Linked DNA regions of Homo sapiens: region 2 is linked to region 1. Evidence: read pairs that join two places in POLR2A ChIA-PET (ENCODE). Cell type or tissue: HepG2. All regions are shown on one strand. Links, peaks and the distances in the headings refer to the core of each region. The heading gives the core; the rest is flanking DNA.

What was found. Peaks named below come from ENCODE experiments on the same cell type or tissue, not always from the same donor. Only the 100,000 strongest peaks of a DNase experiment are listed, where the experiment ranks them.
Region 2: POLR2A ChIA-PET joins it to region 1 with 11 read pairs; 17 of 35 experiments call an interaction of 5 or more read pairs at or near these places.

The regions. Positions count from the first base shown.
Region 1 is chr14:21,305,411-21,313,410 of GRCh38, forward strand. RPGRIP1 (RPGR interacting protein 1) reads left to right here. Exons shown (of 25, transcript NM_020366.4): 7 at 2,321-2,426; 8 at 5,174-5,197; 9 at 6,414-6,560; 10 at 7,023-7,096. Among named protein-coding and RNA genes, the nearest start is that of RPGRIP1, 29 kb to the left of the region's middle. RefSeq lists enhancers at 3,474-4,001, 3,824-3,983. In HepG2, for the core only: no CTCF peak of the experiment used is centred there; DNase peaks (open chromatin) are centred at 2,931 and 3,501; H3K4me3 peaks cover 1,197 bases.
Region 2 is chr14:21,247,261-21,264,302 of GRCh38, forward strand. It overlaps HNRNPC (heterogeneous nuclear ribonucleoprotein C), which reads right to left. Exons shown (of 9, transcript NM_004500.4): 2 at 16,051-16,076. Among named protein-coding and RNA genes, the nearest start is that of HNRNPC, 14 kb to the right of the region's middle. RefSeq lists an enhancer at 7,050-7,987. In HepG2, for the core only: no CTCF peak of the experiment used is centred there; no DNase peak of the experiment used is centred there.

The DNA of each region.
Region 1 (8,000 bases), core at 1-8,000:
ATTCGATTGTCTACATGTACCAGTTTATTTATCCATTCAGCTACCGAAAGATGTCTTAGTTGCTTCCAAGTTTTGGCAATTATGAATAAAGCTGCTATTAACATTATGTGTCGTTTTTTGTATGGATATAAGTTTTCAACCTGGAGATATTTTAAAACCACAGATCCAGGCCGGGTGCGGTGGCTTATGCCTGTAATCCCAGTACTTTGGGAGGCCAAGGTGGGTGGATCATTTGTGGTCAGGAGATCGAAAACAGCCTGGCCAACATGGTGAATCCCCATCTTTACTGAAAATACCAAAATTAGCCGGGTGTGATGGCTCATGCCTGTAATTCCAGCTACTTGGGAGGCTGAGGCAGGCGAATAGCTTGAACCCGAGAGGCAGGGGTTGCACTGGGCCAAGATTATGCTACTGCACTCCAGCCTGGGCAACAGAGCAAGACTCTGTCTCAAAAACAAAACAAAACAAAACAAAAAAAGACCATAACAGATCCCTGGGCCCCATCTCTGAGATTCCCTTTCAATTATTTGGGGGGTAGAATTCAGGCAGTGTAATTTTAAGATCTCTCCAGGTTATTCTAATCAGCAGCTAGACAGGGAATCAATGAGATAGAGTGGAGTGAACCCAAATCCTCCCCAGTATCTCTTTCAATCTTTCAAACAATAAAGAAAACGTGAGCTCCTAGGTTCAGGAATAATAGTCTTTTTTTTTTTTTTTTTTTTTTTTTTTTTTTTTTTTTGAGACAGAGTCTCACTTTGTTGCCCAGGCTGAAGTGTAGTGGCACCTTGTCAGCTCACTGCAATCTCCATCTTCCGGGTTCAAGCAAATTCTCCTGCCTCAGCCTCCTGAGTAGCTGGGATTACAGGCACCCACCACCACACCTGGCTAATTTTTATATTTTTAGTAGAGAGGGGGTTTCACCATGTTGGCCAGGCTGGTCTCGAACTCCTGACCTCAGGTGATTCGCCTTCCTCGACCTCCCAAAGTGCTGGGATTACAGGCGTGAGCCCCTGCGCCCAGCCTAATCTTCTTTCTATTATTTTATTTTATTTTATTTTTATTTTCCGAGACAGAGACTCACTCTGTCACCCAAGCTGGAGTGCAGTGGCGAGATCTCAGCTCACTGTAATCTCCACCTCCCAGGTTCAAGTGATTCTCCTGCCTCAGCCTCCCGAGTAGCTGGGACTACAGGTGTGCGCCACCATGCCCAGCTAATTTTTGTATTTTTAGTAGAGACGGGGTTTCACCACGTTGGCCAGGATGGTCTTAATCTCTTGACCTCGTGATCCACCCGCCTCAGCCTTCCAAAGTGCTGGGATTATAAGCGTGAGCCACCGTGCCGGGTGTATTTTACTATTATTATTATTATTATCATTATTTTTTGAGACAGTCTCACTCTGTTGTCGCCAGGCTGGAGTGCAGTGGTGCAATCTCGGCTCACTGCAACCTCCCCCTCCCAGGTTCAAGCAATTCTCCTGCTTCAGCCTCCTGAGTAGCTGGGACTACAGGTGCGCACCACCACACCCAGCTAATTTTTGTATTTTTAGTAGAGATGGGGTCTCACTATGTTGGCCAGGATGGTCTCAATCTCTTGACCTCGTGATCTGCCCGCCTCAACTTCCCAAAGTGTTGGGATTACAGGCCTGAGCCACCGCACTCGGCCACTATTGTTATTTTTTGAGACAGAATCTCACTCTGTTGCCTAAGCTGATTTCAGCTCACTGCAACCTCCGCCTCCCGCAGTTCAAGCGATTCTCTTGCCCAGTGTCCATAGCTGGGATGACAGGCTTATGCCACCACACCCATCTGACTTTTGTGTTTTTAGTAAAGACAAGGTTTTGCCATGTTGCCCAGGCTGGTCTCCAACTCCTGACCTCAGGCCATCTGCCCGCCTCAGCCTCCCAAAGTGCTGGGATTATAGGCGTGAGCCACGGTGCCTGGTTCATAATCTTCTTTTTAAGTTTTCTAGCACGTTCAAACCTCACTGGTTTCTCTAAGGAAACGGCTGAGACCTAGCTTGACATTGCAAGGTTTGTGGGAAATTATGAACACCATCATTTAAAAAAGTAGTTATTATCTTTTCTCATAACATAAGCTTAAGGTTAGTGATCTCTATCAAATCTTGGCTGGCGTGATGAGAAATGGGAGAAAGGAGATTATTTACTAGACTGTACATACACCACATACTTGTGTTCTAGTGTGGGTAAGACGGGAAGGCAAGAGACAAGAGGGAGGTATTCTTACTAGGGCATAGTCAAGGAGAAAATGTCTTTAATTCTATCCATGTTCAGACAGAATAATTTAGCGCCTTTCTCTGCAGAGCTTCCATTAAAGAGAAGGTAGAGCTGATTCGACTTAAGAAGCTCTTACATGAAAGAAATGCTTCATTGGTTATGACAAAAGCACAATTAACAGAAGTTCAAGAGGTGAGTTGCCATCATCAGCTGTGCTTTCTTGGTGGGGGGAAACCCCAATTAAGAGATTCATATTATTTTCTCCATTTTAAATATGAGAAGCCACAATTCAGAAAGACAATTTATAAGTGATATCACACAATTTATAAGTGATATTCAAATCCAAGCCTCACAACTCGGAGTCTATGCTTTTCCCAGTATTTCCCATTAGTTCTCTATTAAGAGGAAGGCTCAAGCTCTGCCTGCTAAGGTGAAATAAAGTGGAGTTAACTTGTGTAAGGGTTACGGTCCCCTACGAAGACCACAACCAGAATGTGATTAAATTAGGAAGCCAAAAGCAGTCACAGGGAAGGGAAGGAAACTAGCCTTTTAATTAGCACTTTCTGTGAGCTGTACTCTGTCCCAGATATTTACAGTCATGATCTTTTTTAAGCCTGACAACAGCCCTCAAGGTAAGTATATTTAGCATTAGCACACATTAGAAACTAACATCTGATTGGTGGAAATAGAGTATCAAGGGTCAAAGTAAGGTCAGCACCATCCTTTTATTGAACAAATATTTATCCAGTACCAGGAATTGCAAAGCACTGGGATACAAAGATTCCAAGGGTAAGTAAGAAAAAACTGCCTTCAAGGAGTTTATAGGAGTGAGAAAACAAGTAAACAAATTCAACTATCCTATGCAGGGTATGGGCAGGACACAAAAGAGAGAGTAGTCAGACCCACCAGTGGGTGAGGTGCTGATATGGCTGATAAGTGGAGGAACACCAGGGCTCTTGTCTCACGCGAATTAGATAAAACGACACGGACACAGGTGGAGCGGCTTTAAGGAGCGGAGAGTTTAATAGGCAAGAAACAAGGGAGAAGAAAGACGGAAGAAGCTCCCCTGTACTGAGACAGAGGGAGAAGGACTCCAAAGCAGAGAGGGGAGACCTCATGTGCCGGGAAAAGTGGCTGCTTATATGAGTAGGCAGGAGGAGGTAGTGTCTGATTTGCATAGGGCTCAGGGGATTGGTTTGACCAGGCATGTCACTCATGTAGCCTGTGGAAAAAACTGGCCCTCCTACCCTAGTCTTTTAATATGCAAATGAAGGGCGCCATGATGTTCTACACACGTGGGGATATGTGGGGGTGGCCATGTTGCCAGGTACAGGTCGGGGAAAGGACAGGAAGACAAGGGCGGGAATCGCCATGTTTGGGTGGACCCAGTTTCTAAAGACCTGTATTTGCATATCAAAGGTTGCCTTCCCGGCTGTAAGAGCCAGGGCTTTCCTGCTAGACAAAAAACGTTTCTGGAGCTGCTTTAAAGGACGAGAAAACTTTCCAAGGACCCCTTTTCCTCTCTATCTGCCTAAAATTATTTTTAATAACTCCTTTAACAGTGCCAGATCAGAAAAGGATTAATGACTGGGTGCGGTGGCTGGAGCCTGTAATCCCAGCACTTTGGGAGGTCAAGGAGGGAGGATCACTTGAGCTCAGGAATTCGAGACCAGCCCAGACAACATGGCGAAACCCCATCTCTATCAAAAATAGAAAAATTAGACAGGCATCGTGATGTGTGCCTGTAGTCCTAGCTACTATGGAGGCTGAGGCAGGAGGATTGCTTGAGTGCTTGAGCCCAGGAGGCAGAGGTTGCAGTGAGCCGAGATCCCGATACGGCACCTCAGCGTGAGACTTTGTCTCAAAAAAAGAAAAAAGAAAAGGATTAATAAAGGAATAGATTTGTGAGTTAAATACTGAAATACTAAAAGATTAGCTTGTGTTAATAAGTGTGTAAGAGAAGAGGGGGCTTTCCATGAGAGCAGAGGTGAGAAACATCAGGTCTGGTCATGAAGGACACACTAAGAATTTTTTTTCTCGTTGTCATTAAAGACAGAACATGCTAGGAATTTAGACTTTATCCTACAAACAGCAGAGAGCTATGTGAAAGGGTTTTAAGCAAGTTGATATGATCAATTTTTTTCTCTCTCAAGATTATTTGACCTTTTTTAAAAAATAAAAAATAAATTTAAAAAAAAAGTTTGGGAGGCTGAGGTGGGTGGATCGCTTGAGGTCAGGAGTTTGAGACCAGCCTGGCCAACATGGTGAAACCCCGTCTCTACTAAAATACAAAAATTAGGTGTGGTGGGGGGCACCTGTAATCTCAGCTACTTGGGAGGTTGAGGAAGGAGAATTGCTTGAACCTGGGAAGCCGAGGTTGCAGTGAGCCAAGATTGTGCCGCAGCACTCCAGCCTGGGCAACAGAGTGAGACTGTCTCAAAAACAAAAACGAAAACTTACCTCTCATATTTGCTACAAGGATTAAATGAGATAATATGTGTGAAATGATTATAATGATCATGATGTGGCAGGTAATGAAACACATAGTAACACATAGCAACTACTCAACTAATTATAGCTGTTGTTATGATCATTCTTTTTTTTTTACTAAAACTGAAGAGATCTTTCTGAAGTGTGCTAAGTAACAGTACCTAATTTAAGATTAAACATTTTTCTTGGATAATCCACCAAGTACAATGCAAATGTTAATAAATGACCCTTCATTCTTTTTTGAGAAATGGTGTGAATGATTGCAGTCACAGACTACTTGGCAAGCTAGGGCAGGGGAAAAATAGCAACAATTAGTAAACAAGTACACAAATTGATTTGTTTTGTGGGATTTTTATAATGTCTTTAAAAATGTTAAGCATTATATTACAGTGATAAATATATCATGAAATTGATAAATCAATAAAATAATAATAATTTCTTTCTTCCAGGCATACGAAACCTTGCTCCAGAAGGTACTTAATGAGAATTGAGTCTCTGTTTCTTAGTAACCAGAATAATCAAACCCAAAGAAATCTATGTTCATCTCCAAGTAACATAACACCAGAATTTAGCTAACTAAATCAATGTTATTATGTCATATAGTTTCTGTTAAAAATGATACTATTATGATTATCAAAAGATACAGATACTTATTGCACTGTTTTCATAAAAATTGAAATATGAAATTGTAGTTGAGAAATATTTGGCATGGTATTTTTAAGCCTATTGCTGGAGCAAATTATAGCATTTGCTCAAAACTTCCTAAGAGTATTCTTCTAGCATGTGTGAGGTGATGAGATATAACAAAGTTGTTGCAGGTATTCTCAGATGGTCTTAAATATTTGGCCCTATTCACCACTGTGAGTGGGCTGCATGTGAAGCTAGGTGAATGTCTGTGCTTAAGAATCACCACTAAGACAGAGTTCCAAACGAGACCACCCAGCTGTGCCTCACCAGAGGAGTCCGCCAGAAACACACACAGAACTTCTGGAGTTAACATGTCACTTGTCTAGGTACAAACGTAGTCATCATAAAAAAGCAGTCAAATAGCTTAGAAAGTGAAGGCAGCTTTGGAAGGTGGCAACTAATTTAAAGCTAGGGATTAATTTGAACCTTGAGAAAATTAAGGCTCAAGGGCCAGGCGCGGTGGCTCACGCCTGTAATCCCAGCACTTGGGGAGGCGGAGGCGGGTGGATGACCTAAGGTCAGGAGTTCGAGACCAGCCTGGCCAACATGGAGAAACCCTGTCTCTATTAAAAATACAAAAATTAGCTGGGCGTGGTGGCTCATGCCTGTAATCCCAGCTACTCAGGAGGCTGAGGCAGGAGAATTGCTTGAACCCGGTAGGCAGAGGTTGCAGTGAGCCAAGCACTATTGCACTCCAGCCTGGGCAACAGAGCGAGACTGTCTCAATAAATAAATAAATAAATAAATACAAGAAAAGAAAATTAAAGCTCAAATGATGAACTACAATTGCCCAGAATGGAAACCCTACCTACCAGGGAAATTATACTTCCAGAGAAATGCTAGGGTGAAAAACAAGGTTAACGAACAGTACAAAGGTAATAAGCTATTAATCAAAGTCATTCTTTGTGACATCTGTTAGAGAATGCTAGGGTTGCTGGTGTCTGGAGACCACTCGTGCTGAGTGATATGACCATTCCCAGAGGTACTTTCCTTTTGACCCAGAATCAGGGAATCCTGAGTGCAGCCCATGAGGCCCTCCTCAAGCAAGTGAATGAGCTCAGGGCAGAGCTGAAGGAAGAAAGCAAGAAGGCTGTGAGCTTGAAGAGCCAACTGGAAGATGTGTCTATCTTGCAGATGACTCTGAAGGAGGTAAATAATAATAGTTGAAAGATACCATCTACATTTCAACTTCAGGGATGTTAGAATGTGTATCTTAGCAACAATATGAGTATTGCATTTTTTCAAATGACAAAAACGAAGCTCCGAGTAGTTAAATCATTTGCTTAAGATTACACCATTAGAGGGAAAGCTTGGATTTGTACTTATGTCTGTTTTTCAAAGTCCTTGCTCTTTCATAATGTTTTGCTGCTTCCCTAGCAGTAGAAACCCAGAAACAGTGAAGACTTATTTTGGAAAATCCTCATTAATCCCAATACAAGTTTCTAGCCGACCTTCAATTGGTTCAAGTCTTTCTAGTTGGATGGCTTCTCAGACACTGGAGATGGTGATAGAAAGCCTCTCACCCACGCCCCTCCCTGCCATGGACAGGGGAAATCCTGTGCAGGGGAATAGATTTTAACATTTTATCTCAAGGGCTACTATCACTCTTAGTTTCAGGAGAGAGTTGAAGATTTGGAAAAAGAACGAAAATTGCTGAATGACAATTATGACAAACTCTTAGAAAGGTGAGTACCACATTTGGGTCCCAGAGCAGTGTTACTATGAAAGACATTATAGAAAGTTCATTCCTAATACCTAGCATTAATAAATATATGGGGAAATTGGTACTCAATATTGTTAGTGAGAATATTAATCGGCAGTCTTTTGGAAGGGAATTTGACACTATTAAAATGTTAAATGTGCATATCCTCTTTTTTTTTTTTTTGAGATGGAGTCTCGCTCTGCTGCCCAGGCTGGAGTGCAGTGGTGCGATCTTGGCTCACTGCAACCTCTACCTCCCGGGTTCAAACGATTCTCCTGACTCTTCTTCCTTTTTATTTTTTTAACCAGCAATTCCTTTTTTCTTTTTTTGAGATGTAGTTTCTCTCTGTCACCCAGGCTGGAAAACAGTGGCATTCTAGGCTTACTGCAGCCCCAGTCTCCCAGGCTCAAGCAATCCTCCCACCTCAGCCTCCCCAGTAGCTGGGACTACAGGTGTGCACTGCCACACCTGGCTAATTTTTTTCTATTTTTTTGTAGAGACAGGGTTTTGTCAGGTTGCCCAGGCTGGTCTCAAACTCCTGGGCTCAAGTCATCTGCCTGCATCAGCCTCCTAAAATGCTGGGATTACAGGCACGAGCCACCATGTCTGGCCCCCAAATTTTTTGGGGGGCTGGGGGGAATCAAAATGAAAAAATTCTCTTGTGTATGTGCAAATATATGTATATAATAAGAATGTTGCTGGGTGCAGCAGCTCACACCTGTAATCCTAACACTTAGGGAGGCAGAGGTGGGAGGATAACTTGCGCCTAGAAGTTCGAGACCTGTCTGGGCAATATAGTGAGACCCTGTTCTCCACAAAAAGAAAAAAAAAAAAAAGAATGTGAATTACTGCCCTGATAGTAATAGCAAAAAAACAAAAACAAATAA
Region 2 (17,042 bases), core at 4,830-12,829, 53 kb before region 1:
AAGATCACATATAGCTCCAGCGTTAAGAAAATTTCAGCCTTTGATTTTGCTGTAAAGTATAAACAACCCCTCTCAATTATGTATCCTTCACTGATAGGACATAACCTCATGAGTCTCATCATTACCGAATTTTCCTTCAATACAAAAGTTTTTCGTGACATATTTCAATTTTTGAACAATAATAATTAGTAAAGTCAATCTCAAATAAGAAGCTGTCCTACATTATTTTTTGTACCCTGAAAAGTTATACTCTGGTTTAGTTTTCTATTTTTTGTACCCCGAAAAGTTACACTCTGGTTTCATTTTTAGCACAACTGAGTATGTTTAAAAAAATAAATCAAAATTTTAGGTAACTCATACTTCCAAATTGAAGTAAACTGAAAGTGGATACAAAAATACCTATCCTTGGCTGGGTGTGGTGGCTCACACCTGTAATCCCAGCACTTTGGGAGGTTGAGGCCAGTGGAACACTTGAGGACAGGAGTTCAAGACCAGCTTGACTAACATGGTGAAACCCCATCTCTACTAACATGGTGAAACCCCATCTCTACTAAAAATACAAAAAAAAAAAAAAAAATTAGCCAAGCATGGTGGCAAGCGCCAGTAATGCCAGCTACTTGGGAGGCCGAGGCATGAGAAAGAATCGCCAGAACATGGGAGGCGGAGGTTGCAGTGAGCCGAGATCACGCCACTGCACTCCAGCCTCGGCGATGCAGTAAGATTACATCATAAAAAAGAAAAAAAAAACCCGTATCATCACAAATTCAAGCCATGTCCACTATGACCGAACCTTAAAATGAGGTCACATTTTAAATAGAGTATAAACAAAAAACTTTTGGAGGCTGAGGTGGGAGATTGCTTGAGCCCAGGAGTTAAGAGACCAGACTGGCCAACAACGTAAGCAAGACCTTATCTCCACCAAAATTAAAAATAAAATAACGCCCAGGTAACTTTGTTGTACTTTTAGTACAGACGGGGTTTTGCCATGTTGCCCAAACTGCTCTCAAATGCCTGGTTTCAAGTATCTCCCCATCTCAGCCTCCAAAATTTGGGATTACAGGCGTGAGCCCCTGCAACCAGCCTAGACACATGTGTTTCAAGATCAACAACTTGCTAGTGGCATGCACTTTCTTTGGGAAGTCAATCTCTTTGAAAATCAGCTTCCTTATCTGTAAAATGAGTATCATTGATAGTATTTGTCTCACAGGATAGGAATGAAGCATAAATGAAACAAGGTACACAAAACACTGGAAAAGATGGTAACTGGCACTTAACAAGTGCCGCTGCTGCTACTGTTATCATTTACTGTTATTGGCACATACCAACAAAAAATGGCCCAAGGACACAAACAGGTGACTAACAATACTAAAGGTATATGAAGATTAAAAAGATTAACACTATCAAGGAAATATAAATTAAACCAAGTACCATGTTCCACCTACCAAACAAGCAAATACATTTTTAATTACAGTGTCTACTGCAAGCAATGGTCAAAATAAATGGTCCGTATGAACCCATACTGCATTTCCAGAAAACGGGATCATTACATCAAAAGTTTTAAAACTGCGTGTTTTTTGACTCAGTAATTTTAACTTTGAGAATTCATCTGAAAGAAACAATGGTGTGGACACATTAACAGTAAAAAAGGAGAAAACAAGTGCCTGACAATGAGTACAAATTATTTCAGTGCAGCAATCCAATGGAATGCAATTTAAATGACACGTGACATTGACGTGGAGGAGCATAACCAAAGTATGTACAAGTTATCTAGAAGATTACATACCAAGGTGACATCTAAGGATGGGATGGGGTTTTGAGTTTTTTAAATTTTTCTCAACTTTTCACTAATAATACATAATGCTTTTGTAATTTTTCCTTCTGCAAAGATAGCAAAATGCTACCCTGAAACTTAGTCATCATGATACACAGATAACTGAGTCAGCAAAGCTCTTCTGCAAAACCCTAAGCAAAAACTGGGCCCTTCTCTTCCCCAAGAGCAATTCAGAACTAAACAGAATCAAGGAATTGGGGCTGGGCGCAGTGGCTCACGCCTGTAATCCTGCCAGCACTCTGGGAGGCCGAGGCAGGTGGATCACCAGAGGTCAGGAGTTTGAGACCAGCCTGACCAACATGGTGAAACCCTATCTCTACTAAAAATACAAAAAAAAAAAAAAAAATTAGCCAGGTGTGGTGGCACGTGCCTGTAATCCCAGCTACTTGGGAGGCTGAGGCTAGAGAATTGCTTGAACCGGGAAGCAGAGATAGCAGGGAGCCTAGATCTCGCCACTGCACTCCAGCCTGGGCAACAAGAGCGAAAACTGTGTCTCAAAAACAAAAAAAAAAAAAAAAAAAAAAGAATCAATGAATTGGGTACCTCTAGATTCACTGAACATTGTATTACATATTTTGGGGTCTATTAGCCATTGGAAGTCCCAAATTACATAGAAATTTCTCTCTACATTCTCAACCTTCACATTTCATTGTGCCATCATTAAAGTGTTTCGGGGGTGTTACGACATAAAAGTCCATCATACTCTAACGTAGAGCAACTTCTGTTTGGAAAACACTTTTTAAAGAAAGGTTCCAGAATCTGTAAGTATCCAACAAACACCAGGAATATTTTAAAGAATGCTTTACCTAGGTTAAGATTTAATATTTCAAAATGACTTCAGTAAGGTCAATACATCTTTACTGAGAACTGAATCAAGAGAATATGCAATATGCAAAAATAATAAAACACAGGAAGGTCTTATTTCTAATATAACTGATAATCTATATGAATGAAAATAACAGCATGGTTAGTATGACTACCTGTATACTAAATTCATTAAAAAATACAAAAATTAGCTGGAGGTGGTGGCGCACACCTGTAGTCCAGGCTACTCGGGAGGCCAAGGCAGGGGAATTGCTGTAACCTGGGAGGCAGAGGTTGCAGTGAGCCGAGATCGCACCACTGCACTCCAGCCTGGGCAACGGAGCGAGACTCCACTTCAAAAAAAAAAAAGAAATCCACATTTAAATACTTAGGGGTCTTTTGTCTTCAGTCAGCAATTTCCTTGCAAATGGTTCAGCAAAAAAATAAAATGAAACATGGCAATCCTGGTGGAAGGTATATTAAGAATTCATTAGACTGTTCTGTATGTTTACATATTTTCCTTAAAACACTCAAGGAAAAAAATTATAACTATGACAGATCTACCTTGATTCACAAGGTATTTTGAATGTTAATCTCAGCTTTCATAACCAAGAATGGTTATATCACGCCAAGATATATGATCTGCATTAAGAGTTCAGATAATTCAAAGCACGTATTTCAGAACAGCATATGTATCTCCAGCCTGCCAGCTTTGAAATTTTTAATTCTGTTTGTAATTTAGAAGTCATTATTTCAAATTTTGCAAATAAAATGTCATGTTTTATATTGTATTATTTCCAATGTAAAGTAAATGTGGCTACACTGTAGTCTTCAACATTCTCCACAAACATCAAAAACCACTCCTGCCAAAAAGTCCACCGAAATTTGTAATTCCCAAGCCAAGTAATAAAAAAGGAGTGAAAAGTGTTCTAGATTCGTTCTTTTCAATGTGCATATCGGTACCACTGGGGTAGGGTGAGACTCTATTCCTAGGTAGCTCCCAGATGGTGATGATGCTATGCTGGAGCACAGGCTATTTTCTGAATAGAAAGGGCCAACATTCATTCTCAAGACTTCCATTTCCGGCCGGGCGCGGTGGCTCACGCCTGTAATCCCAGCACTCTGGGAGGCCGAGGCGGGTAGATCACGAGGTCAGGAGATCGAGACCGTCCTGGCTAACATGGTGAAACCCCATCTCTACTGAAAACACAAAAAATTAGCCGGGCATGGTGGAGGGCGCCTGTAGTCCTGGCTACTCGGGAGGCTAAGGCAGGAGAATGGTGGGAACCTGGGAGGCAGAGCTTGCAGTGAGCCGAGATCGCACCACTGCACTCCAGCCTGGACAACAGAGCAAGACTCCCTCTCAAAAAAAAAAAAAAAAAAAAAAAAGACTTCATTTCCTTGTTATCTTACAGAAAGTTTCAATTTTATCAGTGACCTCAGACTGAGCATGAGTTGTAACAAAGTATACTTTAAGTCTACTCTGGTCTACAATGCTTGCAGCCAGGTGTGGTGGCTCACACCTGTACTCCCAACACTTTGGGAGGCAGAGGCGGGCAGATAACTTGAGGTCAGGAGTTCCAGACCAGCCTGGCCTACACGGTGAAACCCTGTCTCCACTAAAAATACAAAATCTAGCCAAGCGTGGTAGTGGTGGGTGCCTGTAATCCCAGCTACTTGGGAGGATGAGGCAGGAGAACTGCTTGAACCCGGGAAGTGGAGGTTGCAGTGAGCCAAGACTGCGCCGCTGCACTCCAGCCTGGGCAACAGAGACTCCGTCTCAAAAAAAAAAGACACACGTATTAGGAAAAATAGTCTCAGATTTTAGAAATACTATGCTTTTTTTGTTGTGTAGCATCTGGGAGAGCACAGTTACCACATCAAATATTTCTGCAGGAATACATATAAATTTTCAGTAAATTTCACACATAGAACATAAATAATCTCACATCAGTTAAGATCAGTTTTTTTTGCCAAATTGAGTCTTGGTGTCAAATGCAAAATTTGTCAGAGATTTTAAAATTTCTAAATTATGGATAAGATTTTAGACAGGTATAACAAAATAATAACCTAGCAGCCCAGAATAATTTTTAACAAGGATATTTGGCTTAAAGTTATTACAGTATTCTCTTAAACAGCCAAAACAGGAGATTATATCTAAATTTGAGAATAGTAAAAGGTTTGATTTTTATCACCAATGAGTATAACCATAAGACCCCCAACTCCTAAGAAAATTTCAAAACCTACCTTTAGTAAACAACACTTCCAAAATTCCATACAGGACTGTTAGCAAAAGAACAAATAAACAAAAAGACCCCACCAACCATGTTATCCCCGTAGAAATAAAACAGCATTGAGGAATGCCTTACTCAGTTCTCAGGGTAGTACTTCTGATACTAAATGGACTTGTTGGTCTTTTTTTGTTGTTGTTTTTGTTTTAAGTCTCACAATATCACCCAGGCTGGAGTGCAGTGGCAGTATCTTGGCTCACTGCAACCTCTGCCTCCTGAGTTCAAGGGATCCTTCTGCCTCAGACTTCCAAGTAGCTGGGATTACACACATGCACTGCCCTACCCAGGTAATTTTTTTGTATTCTTAGCAGAGACAGGGTTTCACCACATTGGCCAGGCTGGTCTCGAACTCCTGGCCTGAAGTGATGTGCCCACCTTGGCCTCCCAAAGAGCTGGCATTACAGGCATGAGCCACCATGCCAGGCCTCTAAATATGTTTAGTATTAAAATAGTTAATTTATTAAACGTTTTTGGTGGGATAATTGTGGTTAAGTCCTAATTCTTTTTAAAATACACACTGAAATATCTACAGATGAAATGTATCAAGAATTTGCTTCAAAATAACATGGGAAGGGGGTGGATGGGGAGATGTAGATACAAACAAAAAGGCTGGCCAAGGATTATTAAAGTGAGACAAGTACATGGAAGTTCATTATACTATTCTCTTTTGTGTATGTGAAATTTTTTCACAATTAAAAGATAGCACCAGGCGGGTGCAGTTGCTCACACCTGTAATCCCAGCACTTTGGGAGGCCGAGGCCGGCAGATCACAAGGTCAAGAGATCAAGACCATCCTGGCCAACATGGTGAAACCCCATCTCTACTAAAAATACAAAAATTAGCCGGGCGTGGTGGAGCGTAACTGTAATCTCAGCTACTCAGGAGACTGAGGCAAGGGAATCGCTTGAACCTGGGAGGTGGAAGTTGCAGTGAGCCGGGATCGCACCACTGCACTCCAGCCTGGCAACAGAGCAAGACTCTGTCTTTAAAAAAAAAAAAAAAAAGACTGGCCAGGCGCGGTGGCTCACGCCTGTAATCCCAGCACTTTGGGAGGCCAAGGCAGGTGAATTATGAAGTCAGGAGATCAAGACCATTATGGCCAATATGGTGAAACCCCATCTCTACTAAAAAAAAAAAAAAATACAAAAAATTAGCTGGATGCCTGTAGTCCCAGCTACTCCAGAGGCTGAGGCAGTAGAATGGCGTGAACCCAGGAGGCGGAGCTTGCAGTGAGAGAGATCACGCCACTGCACTCCAACCTCTAGACTCCATCTCAAAAAAAAAAAAAAAAAAAAAAAAGATAGCACCAAAGATGTGCATGCACCTGAAAACAAAAATTACATGTGAATCTCAAACTATACACAGAAATATAGACAACATTGTATCAATGTTTCACTCAAAATCTATCAACATTTTTACTATTCAACTTAAAAACTTAGCAAATCCTTCAGAATAATACAGGGTCAAATCTTAAAGCAAAAGATCCAAAGTAATTCACAAAACTAGAAATTAAGTATTAGTGGCCGCTAACACTGCCAATAAATTGCTAAACTTATTAGCTTCTGGAGAACAAACTTAAGAACTTTTTAAAATGTGCGGCCAGGCGCGGTGGCTCAGGCCTGTAATCCCAGCACTTTGGGAGGCTAAGGCGGGCAGATCACGAGGTCAGCAAATCGACACCATCCTGGCTAACACGGTGAATCCCCGTCTCTACCAAAAAAAAATTAAAAAATTAGCTGGGTGTGTTGGCACGCACCTATAGTCCCAGCTACTCAGGAGGCTGAGGCAGGAGAATGGCATGAACCCGGGAGAGGGAGCTTGCAGTGAGACCATGCCACTGCACTCCAGCCTGGGCTAGAGTGAGATTCCGTCTCAAAAAAAAAAAAAAAAAAAGTGCATACTCTGCCCACCTCCCCGGCAAAAAAGATGTGCATACCCTTGAATAATTATATTTCTGGGGCTTAAATGTAAGAAAATAAAGATATGCACAACTGTAGTTTTGACTGTCCAAAGCTTTGTTTACAAAAGAAAAAATGGGGACGAGTACAACAGTGTATTGGTAAAATAAAATATAGTACAAGTATACAATGTACCATGTAGTATTATAGAGTATATAATACTATGTAACTACTACAAATTTTTCAGAGATCTGTATCTACTAACATAAGCTATTCAGGTTAAATTTAAAATTATTACTTAAATATATATGCTGTATGACAGTGCTTTTTGAAGTTTATATAAGCCCCAAAAAGCCTGGAAGAACACCCCAAATGTTATCTTTGGATAGCTGTATTTTCTAAAAATGTTCTATGAGCATGTATTACTTTATTCGGATCAAAGGTAAGATAAAGATGAGGTACCTCCTCTCCCAAATCCACATCAATCTTCAGTCACTTGACTAGTATTCCTTTTCAAAGGAGTAATAAAACTCCATTTTAGCAAGCTGCGGTGGCTCACGCCTGTAATCCCAGCACTTTGGGAGGCCGAGATGGGCGGATTGCCTGAGGTCGCGAGTTCGAGACCAGCCTGGCCAGCATGGTGAAACCCTGTCTCTTGTAAAAATACAAAAATTAGCCAGGCGTGGTGGCAGGCGCCTGTAATCCCAGCTACTCGGGAAGCTGAGGCAGGAGAATCACTTGAATCCGGGAGGCGGAGGTTGCGGTAGGCGGAGGTTGCGGTGAGCCAAGATCGTGCCATTGCACTCCAGCCTGGGCAACAGAGCGAGACTCTAGTCTCAAAAAAAAAACAAAAAAAAAAACCAGAAAAACTCCATTTTAAACAGCATAGCCATAACTCTAGCATGAATTCCACAAACTTAAGGGTAATAGCATGAGAAAACTTTTCTTCTCGCTCTGAAGCTAGAAAACCCACTTATGTGAAGATTTTATTTAAAGGATCAATATAGGGAGTGACAATGCATTATGAATAGTTTATCCTCTTCAGAATACCTATTTTAGTTAGAGGACTGGAGGAAAATTTTTGTTCAAAATGTACTCTACTAAACTCCTAAATGTTATTCAAGACTAGCCAGAAAAGCCTAAATCTGGTTCAATGAACTCCTGGAGTTTTTTCAGTTTTAAAATCAACTCAGGAGCCATAGGTCAATATAATTAGAAAACAGGAAGAATATTTCAGACTGGTAAAGTCAGAATCAGATTAGGTAGAAATAATAAAAAAAAAGTTCTCTAATTCACTCTACCTCTTACAAATAGCCATGCTTTCTCAGTAGAGAATACATATTTTTAAAATGGTCAAGCTCTCCCAAATGTTGATACAGGCAACACGGTAGTCTATGTGCTCAAATGCTAACTCGACTCTATCACAGCTAAACCTTTTAAAGCAGTTTCTTCAACTATTAACACTGCTTACTAAACCCCTATTACACAGACTAGCTATGCTATTTATGCCCACACAGAATCACAAGAGTTGATGTACATTTTTAAGCTTTTTAATTAGAAGGAAAATACTACCACATTGATCATTATAATAGTCTTAAGCACATAGTACACAAGTTTCAAATCTCCTAAATCCCACTTCTTGCCCAGAGGCAATCAATGTTAATTGTTTGGCATATGTATTTCTGGACATATCTCTTATGTCTTTACATAGAAAAAAACAAATTCTACAGTTGGTGATAAGTGCTAAAGAGTATTTAGGAGAAGGGGAGCTTAAAGCGCTAAATAAGGGAAGACACATCACTAAGGGGGTAGCTTCTGAGTAAAAAGTCTCAGAGGAACTGAGGAACCAAACTGTATGAGTCAGAGAAAATTCCAAGGAAAAGCCCTAAAGTGGAAACATATCCAATGTGTTCAATACAGTTAAGAAGGCCAGTGTGGCTGAAGCACAGTATATTAACAGCAAGGGAAGGGACACAACAAATCACGTGGGATGCCCTGTAAATCACAGAAAAATTTTTGACTTCAATGCTGAAAAAGGCAGCCATTAGGTTGTTTGTTTTCAGGCAAAACATTTTTCAATGGCCAGGCGTGGTGGATCACGCCTGTAATCCCAGCACTTTGGGGAGGCAGAGACGGGCAGATCACAAGGTCAAGAAATCGAGACTATCCTGGCCAACATGGTGCAACCCTGTCTCTACTAAAAATAAAAAACAAATTAGCTGGGCTTGGTGGCTGGTGCCTGTAATCCCAGCTACTTGGAAGGCTGAGGCAGGAGAACTGCTTGAACCCGGGAGGCAGAGGTTGCGGTGAGCCGAGCTCGCACCACTGCACTACAGCCTGGGCAAAGAGAGCAAAACTCCATCTCCCCCCCAAAAAAAAAATCCTTCAAACAATACATTTTAGGATCAATCTAGCTATCACTTTTAAGAACAAAACTAGTGGGGAGGGACAAAAGAAATACAAACCTATTATATATAATAATGCACAGGAGACAAGGGTGGCTTGAAATTGGACCAAGTGTCGACAGTATGAGTAGTGGTATATTTTGAAGAGCTGACAGCATTTTTTCCTTTCTTTTTTTTGTGATAGGGTCTTGCTCTGTCACCCAGGCTGGAGTGCAATGGTGCGGGTGCGATCTCGGCTCACTGCAACCTCTGCTTCCTGGGCTCAAGCGATTCTCATGCCTGTCTCTCAAGTAGCTGGGACTACAGACACTTGCCACCACTCCTGGCTAATTTTTGTATATTTTTGAAGAGACAGGGTTTCACCATGTTGCCCAGGCCGGTCTCAAACCCCTGAGCTCAAGCGATGCGCCTCCCTCAGCCTCCCAAAGTGCTGGGATTACAGGCCTGAGCTACCACACCTGGCCAACATGATTTTCTAATAGGCCAAAGGTGAGAAGAGTAAAAGTCAAGGATGGCTAGCCAAAATCTTTGGCCCAAGAGACACAAAAATTGTTTCATTAACTGAAAAAGGCAACAGTACACAAGAGACTGGTTTGAGGCATGAACATCAGGAGCACAGTTTTGCACTTTTAAGTTGACATATTGGATATTCAACAGAGTTGTCATGCAGGTAAACTGAATTGGTATGACATTCGAAAGAAAAGTATAGGCTGTTGATCTTAAGTGTCGAAATCAGCTTATAGGTGGTATATTACATCATGAATGAATCTGAATGAAATTGGACCCAGAGTGTGGACAGAAAAGAGAAGTGGAAGGACTGAACCATGGGGCACTCCAACAGAAAGAAGTTTAACATGTAACAGAAACATGTAACAAAAACCTGGAAGCAAAGTAAAAAAAAAATAAAAACGTTTCAAGGAAGAGATCTGGTTAAATGGAACCAACAGGTCAAGTGAGATGAGGATTGAAAAAGGACCCCTGGGCTTAGTTAATGCATCCGTCTCCGTGGTTCTTTTTTAACCACAAATAATTTTTTTCTAACTGAAGTTCACTTCGGTTTTATAAGTCTTAGAAAAAAAAAAAAGATAGCTCACTTTTGTTTTTTTACTTTAAGAGATAGGGTCTCACTCTTGTCACCCAGGCTGGAGTACAGTGGCGCAATCATAACTCACACTGACCTCAAACTCCTGAACTCAATTAATTCTACCGCCTCAGCCTCCCAGGGAGCTACACTACAGCTGTGTGCCACCGTGCCCAGCTTTTTGTAGACAGGCTCTTGCTATGTTGCCAGACTTTCCTGGCCTTAAGCTATCCTCCAACTTCAGCCTCCCAAAGTGCTGGGATTATAGGCATAAACTGCTGCAACTGGCCTAAAGCTCACTTTTAAAATGTGCTTGCTTCCCTATTAACAATGCCATCACAACCATGGTAACATTTTACCAAGATACATCTACCTAAACATTAACTACCTTGCACATATACACATCTTTAAGCCATTTAAGGTGTTGGGAAATCAAGGGCAAAAATATAAACATATTTAGTTTTAAAATTTTAATAATAAAAGTCCAAAGTTGTTCTTTGGAACTTTAACCAAACTAAAATCTGTTTTTCTAGAATGCTCAGCCGGACACAGTGGCTCACGCCTGTAATCCCAGCACTTTGGGAAATCGAGGTGGGCGGATCACGAGGTCAGGATTTCTAGACCAGCCTGGCCAACATGGTGAAACCCCATCTCTACTAAAATATAAAAATTAGCTGGGTGTGGTGGTGCATGCCTGCAATCCCAGCTACTCAGGAGGCGGAGGCACAAGAATCGCTTGAACCCAGGAGGCGGAGGTTGCAGTGAGCCAGAGATCATGCCACTGCACTCCAGCCTGGTGACAGAGCGAGACTATGTCTCAAAAAAAAAAAAAAGTTCAACATATCAAAGTGACGAAAGGAGTCTACTATCATTAAGTGTTGAAATCTGCACCCTTAATCCCAGGGTTGAATCCATGCTAAACCACTAAAGCAGTTTAACTTTAGGCAAGTTATTTAAATTCTGTACTCCAATATTCTCACCTCTAAAACATGAATAACAGTATCTACTCCTACTCAAGGTTTTGATGATGATTAAGTTAACACAAACTCACAACTTTAACAGTGTTGGACATAGTCAAGTGTTTAGAATACTTCCATAAATTAATGTCCTGCTACTTTTTTCTGCCAAATCAGAAAGCCATTATATGACCCAACAAGGTATCAGAAATAATTAGTAATTTCCTGGAGCCTCATCAGTTCTCAACCTATCTTACTCAGACTGATTTTGCTCATTAATACACCCAATAAAAACTCATTTGAAAAACCAGGGCAAGTTATTGTTAGGCTTGGGATGATTATTTTCTTCAAGAGATTGAGACAGTGGCCTACTCTAATAGGTCTCCAAACTTACTGCCCTACTTGCCCTCTTAGTTCTCATCACTAATATTCCCTACACAACAGAAGATAAACCAGACCTCTTCTTCAAAATCCTTCAATAGATTCTACTTGTGCCCAAGACAGGATCTTAAACAAGACCCTCTAAGGTCCCGTGCTATGAAATGTTTGGTCCTTGCCTACCTCTCTAACTCCATCCCTCATCTATGTATTCTTGGTAATTATTTTCCAGTATTATTTCTTACTTGGAGGCCAAGTCTTGTTCCCCCTCATTATCTGTGCTTTCACATATGGTTTTCTTACAGAATGAGCTTCACCATTAGCTACTTCCACGTAGCTAAGCTTCCCTGGCAGCATCCCCCAAATTCCATGTTCTAATTTTGGTTCCCTTGCCATCTTCTCATCCACGCTCTTCTTTTCCTTCATCGATCCTTACTGTGAAAAGTGCCATTTACTTTGTTTCTTCCCTCAATGATCTATAATATCTAAGAGGGCAGGGGACATGTTTTGTTCATCCCTATATGCCCAAACCTAATGATTTTCAAATAGTACTCAGATACTTAATAAAACATCTTATACTTGAATGTTCCTTGAATACCTCCAAGATGTTTAAAATATTCTTTTTCCCACCCTCAAACTATAATCTGCTCCCTTCATTCATTCCCCAATATCTATCCCTATCCCAGAAGCTAGAAACCAGCAATCATGCCAAATCTGTGTTCTTGTCCACCTTATCACATCCATCCTGAGATGCTCCTAATTTTACCTCCTAATCTCTAATCTCATAGCATTACCTTTGTCCAAGCCAGGTCGTTATTCTTTCTTGGATTTTAATATCTCCTTTATTAATCTCCTACTTCCAATCTCATTTCCTCTACACCATTTCCATACTGTTATTAGAAAGACATTCCTAAAAATTAAAATCTTCCAGGAGTTTTTGAGACCAGCCTGGGAAACAAAATGAGACCTGTCTCCACCAAAAAAAAAAAAAAACAATAAAAAATAGTCAGGTGGGCCGGGCGCGGTGGCTCACGCCTGTAATCCCAGCACTTTGGGAGGCCGAGGCGGGCGGATCACGAGGTCAGGAGATCGAGACCATCCCGGCTAAAACGGTGAAACCCCGTCTCTACTAAACATACAAAAAAATTAGCCGGGCGTAGTGGCGGGCGCCTGTAGTCCCAGCTACTTGGGAGGCTGAGGCAGGAGAATGGCGTGAACCTGGGAGGCAGAGCTTGCAGTGAGCCGAGATCGTGCCACTGCACTCCAGCCTGGGCAACAGAACAAGACTCCATCTCAAAAAAAAAAAAAAAAAATTAGCCGGGCATAGTAGCAGGTGCCTGTAATCCCAGGTACTCGGGAGGCTGAGACAGAGAACTGCTTGAAACCAGGAGGCAGAGGTTGTGGTGAGCCAAGATCACACCACTGCACTCCAGTCTAGGTGACAGAGCGAGACTCCGTCTTATTTAAAAAAAAAAAAAAAAAAAAATCCCTTTATGTGATTAAGGTAGAAGGAATAAATTTATAAATTTAAAGTTATAAATAAAAATAATAAAAAAAGGATTCCCTGACCTCTCAGGGTTAGTTAGGTAACCATTTCTGCATGCTTTCTTTTTTTAAAAAGAGATGGGGTCTCGCTGGGTGCGGCAGCTCACACCTGTGATCCCAAAACTTCAGGAGGCTGAGGCGGGTGGATCACCTGAGGTCAGGAACTTGAGACCATCCTGGCCAACATGGCATCTCTACTGAACCCTGTCTCTACTAAAAATAGAAAAATTTAAGGCCAGGTGCAGTGGCTCATGCCTGTAATTCCAGCACTTTGGGAGGCCGAGGCGGGCAGACCATGAGATCAGGAGTTTGAGACCAGCCTGGCCAACATGGTGAAACCTCGTCACTACTAAAAATACAGAAATTAGCCGTGCATGGTGGTCCGTGCCTGTAGTCTCAGCTACTCGGGAGGCTGAGGCAGGAGAATCGCTTGAACCCGGGAGGTGGAGGTTGCAGTGACCCAAGATGGCACCACTGCACTCCAGCCTGGGAAACAGAGCGAGACTGTCTCAAAAAAAAAAAAAAAAAAAAAGATGGGGTCTCATTATGTTGCCCAGCCTGGAGTGCAGTGGATAATCACATCACACACTACAGTCTCTCAAATCCTGGGCCAAGGGACCCTCCTGCCTCAGCCTTCCAATTAGTTGTGACTACAGGCTTACAGGCAGGTACCAACGCCCCCAGCTTATTTTGGCATGCTTCTATAGGATATGTGTTTACCTCTCATCATATATGGACATTATTTCATTCATGTGTCTCCCTCACTAAGCTGCGAAGCCCTTAAACATAATAAACTATTTTTTATATCCCCAAACACAACATGTCCCATAAAAATAATAAATTTGTAGAATTAACAAGGAATAAATCAAACTGAACCTATAGTGAACAGCTTCCGTACACTGACAGCAGCAAAGAAGAAAAAATAGCTCTCATACAATAGAGAGCATCAATAAAACTTGCACTTATTTAAAAAATAAAGATTCCCATTCTTTTTCTAGATAACTTCCAGGAATCTTTTGCTTTTTCTCCCATTCTGTTTTGAGTGTACCTCTGGTGTTCACTTTAACTAGATTTCACTTTTCATCCGAGTATGGTATAAGGGGGCAAGTTTGTGATTTACCCTAGTACAACAGTACCGAATATGCCTTCAAAAAATTATTCCAGGTTAGGTGCAGTGGCTCATGCCTGTAATGTCAACACTTTGGGGGTGTCAAGGCAGGAGGATCGCTTGAGCCCAGGAGTTCAAGACCAGCCTAGACAACATAGCGAGACCCTGTCTCTACAAAAAATAGAAATATTTTAAAATAAAATCTAATTATCTCCCAGCTTGAAACCTATCAGAGCAACTCTAAAATGGTTATCAAAACATTTTGCTGCAGTGAGTAAAATACTACGGGTTGCTCAACTTCTCTTTGGCTATCCACATCTTTACTAATCTCTACACCATTCCTGTGAATAACACAGAATACACTCCTTCTTAACATCAGAACACATTAGAGTTCCTAATCTAGCATTAGAACTCTATGAATTCACATTAGAATTCCCAAAATCTAGCTGGGTCTTGAGTCACCACTGTAAAAGGGGTCAGCCTTAGACAGTTCCTAATTTGGATGTAGAGGTTAAACAGATTTCCCTGCTTTGTGAGGTCAAAAAGCCTACCTTTTTTCAAATTTTTAAAAGCCCTCCAGTGAGACAGCATTTTAATATTATGTTGTATCTCCTATGGTTTGACTCTTGTGAAATATTAATGAGATAAAAAGTCTAAATAGAATATAATCCAAAAATGTCACAAACCCAAGGAATATGTTAAATGACAGAAAATGTTTACTGATTTGTAACAATCTAAAAAAAGGGACTCCCCAATATGTTTTCTTGTTGCTAATCATTAAAACAAGCCACTTTCATTTTAAACTTCAGCTGCTCTTTCCAAGTATCCAAAATGTTCTAATCAGCCCAAGTTAATTAGCAACTCATATTATTCCATTAGTTTACAAATAACTGAGGTGGTCCCCCTTGGGAAACACCTCAAGATGCACACACAAAAGTTTCAAACACTTCCAGATGCTATGACCTATACACATCAGCTAAACTGTTAAACGGGTTTATTTCCTAGTCTTTGTAATGAATCCAAGTGGACCTCACACCTCTTACCATCACCCAGGAAGGGTGTGCATCTGTTCCGAAGGCCCCCCTGGCTCCAGGTCATCCTGGCTGCTGCTGCTCCAGGCTGGGCATCCATGTTGCTGCAGCTTGTGGTTTGTGAGGGGTAGTGTACAGGAAAAGCAGGATGGGATTTCAAGGGAAACAGGAGGAAGATGGCTTTCAGGGAAAATGCCATCACGATCATAAGTGTTAAGTAGTACCACACACATTTTATTGCAGCACAGTTTAAAAATTTAACAAATGAAAGATTAAAAATAAAAAAACAAAAATAAAAAAAATTAAAAATACAGACGTCCAGAGATGCTCTAAAACAGTTAAGTTAAAGATCAGGAAAAATAAGGTCATAGACTTAACAGCCAGTAAAATTCTTTTCAGTGTGGGGAAGGGGATGAGGGCAAGGGTGGGGTTGGGAGAGAAAAGGTTTACGTGATCAAACCACTTAAAAATACTAATGCCTTCGCTTTCTCTCCCAAGATGCAAAACTCCAAAGTCAATCAGGAGGCCGGAGAAATTCTTAGAAACATTCAGAAAAACTCGATTTTAATCCGGTTAAAAATCATCAGTGTCATTATCATCATCATCATCACCATCATAAGTATTAATATAATAATAATAAGTAATAGTAACTAGTAACAACAATAAAAAGGAAATCAGCGGAAAGTCAGGAAAAATGTTAAAAAAAAATTGGAATAACTTACTGTAGCTGAAGATCAAAAAAATCTCACTGTAAAAAAACAAAAATAAAAATAGCCCAGATTAGAAAAACGGGAGGTGCAAAAATGTCAAGTCAGTAAAGTTCATTTCTTTTCTCTTTCCAAAAGCAGTTTCCACAAAAACCGCAAGGATAAAGTTTTCAGTAGCAGACAAGCAAAGCCCTTTCCACATCATCAATCAATCTTAAAAATACACGAGGAAGTAGAGAGGTCAGTTTATGAGAGGCTAAAAGGCTCCTCCTCCTCTAACCCAACTGCTGCAGAAAAAATAGAAATAGAAATTTTAAAAATTACATCTTAAATCCAGGTCCCGGTTTTGGAAACAATTAAAAAAAAAACACCTGTACATTTGCTGTAGTGCACACCAAGTTGCATCATTATGTTTAAAATGTCTTTATAAAATCAGTTTTGGAATGGAATGTGTGTGTTCTGGAAGGGTGGGGAAGGGAGGTTAAAAATCAAAGCTGAGCTCCAGTGAGTAGGGATGGGGTTCGCCTTGCTGCCCTGTGAAAGGAGAAGGGACAGATTGAGTCAGAGTTCCTCAGAAATGTTGTGCCCTAAACCCCCAAGACAGAAACATCTGTCTACTGCAGCTAACACATTTTGGTAAAGCATTAACATTCCACTGGGATGGGATAGCCTCCATAGAATCACCTCTACCAGTGACTGTCTTCACAATTCTTCAACATCAATAGATGACTAAAATTAACTAAATTCATGTCAATATGCCCTTGAGGGTCTCAAAAAGAGTATATCCCAAATGTTCATCTTGATAATGAGCAGTTTGGGCAAAGAAAATACAGAAAAACCGGGCCAACAAATAGAGATGAAATAGTGAGCAAATGTCAAATACTGAGATTATAAAACCTAAGCAGATTCATGGGTTTTAAACTTAAAAAAGTCCGTGGAGTTTTTGCTATGAGTAATAGACTGAAGGTGAATGGCCTACCATGAAGATCTATACTAGAGATGACTCA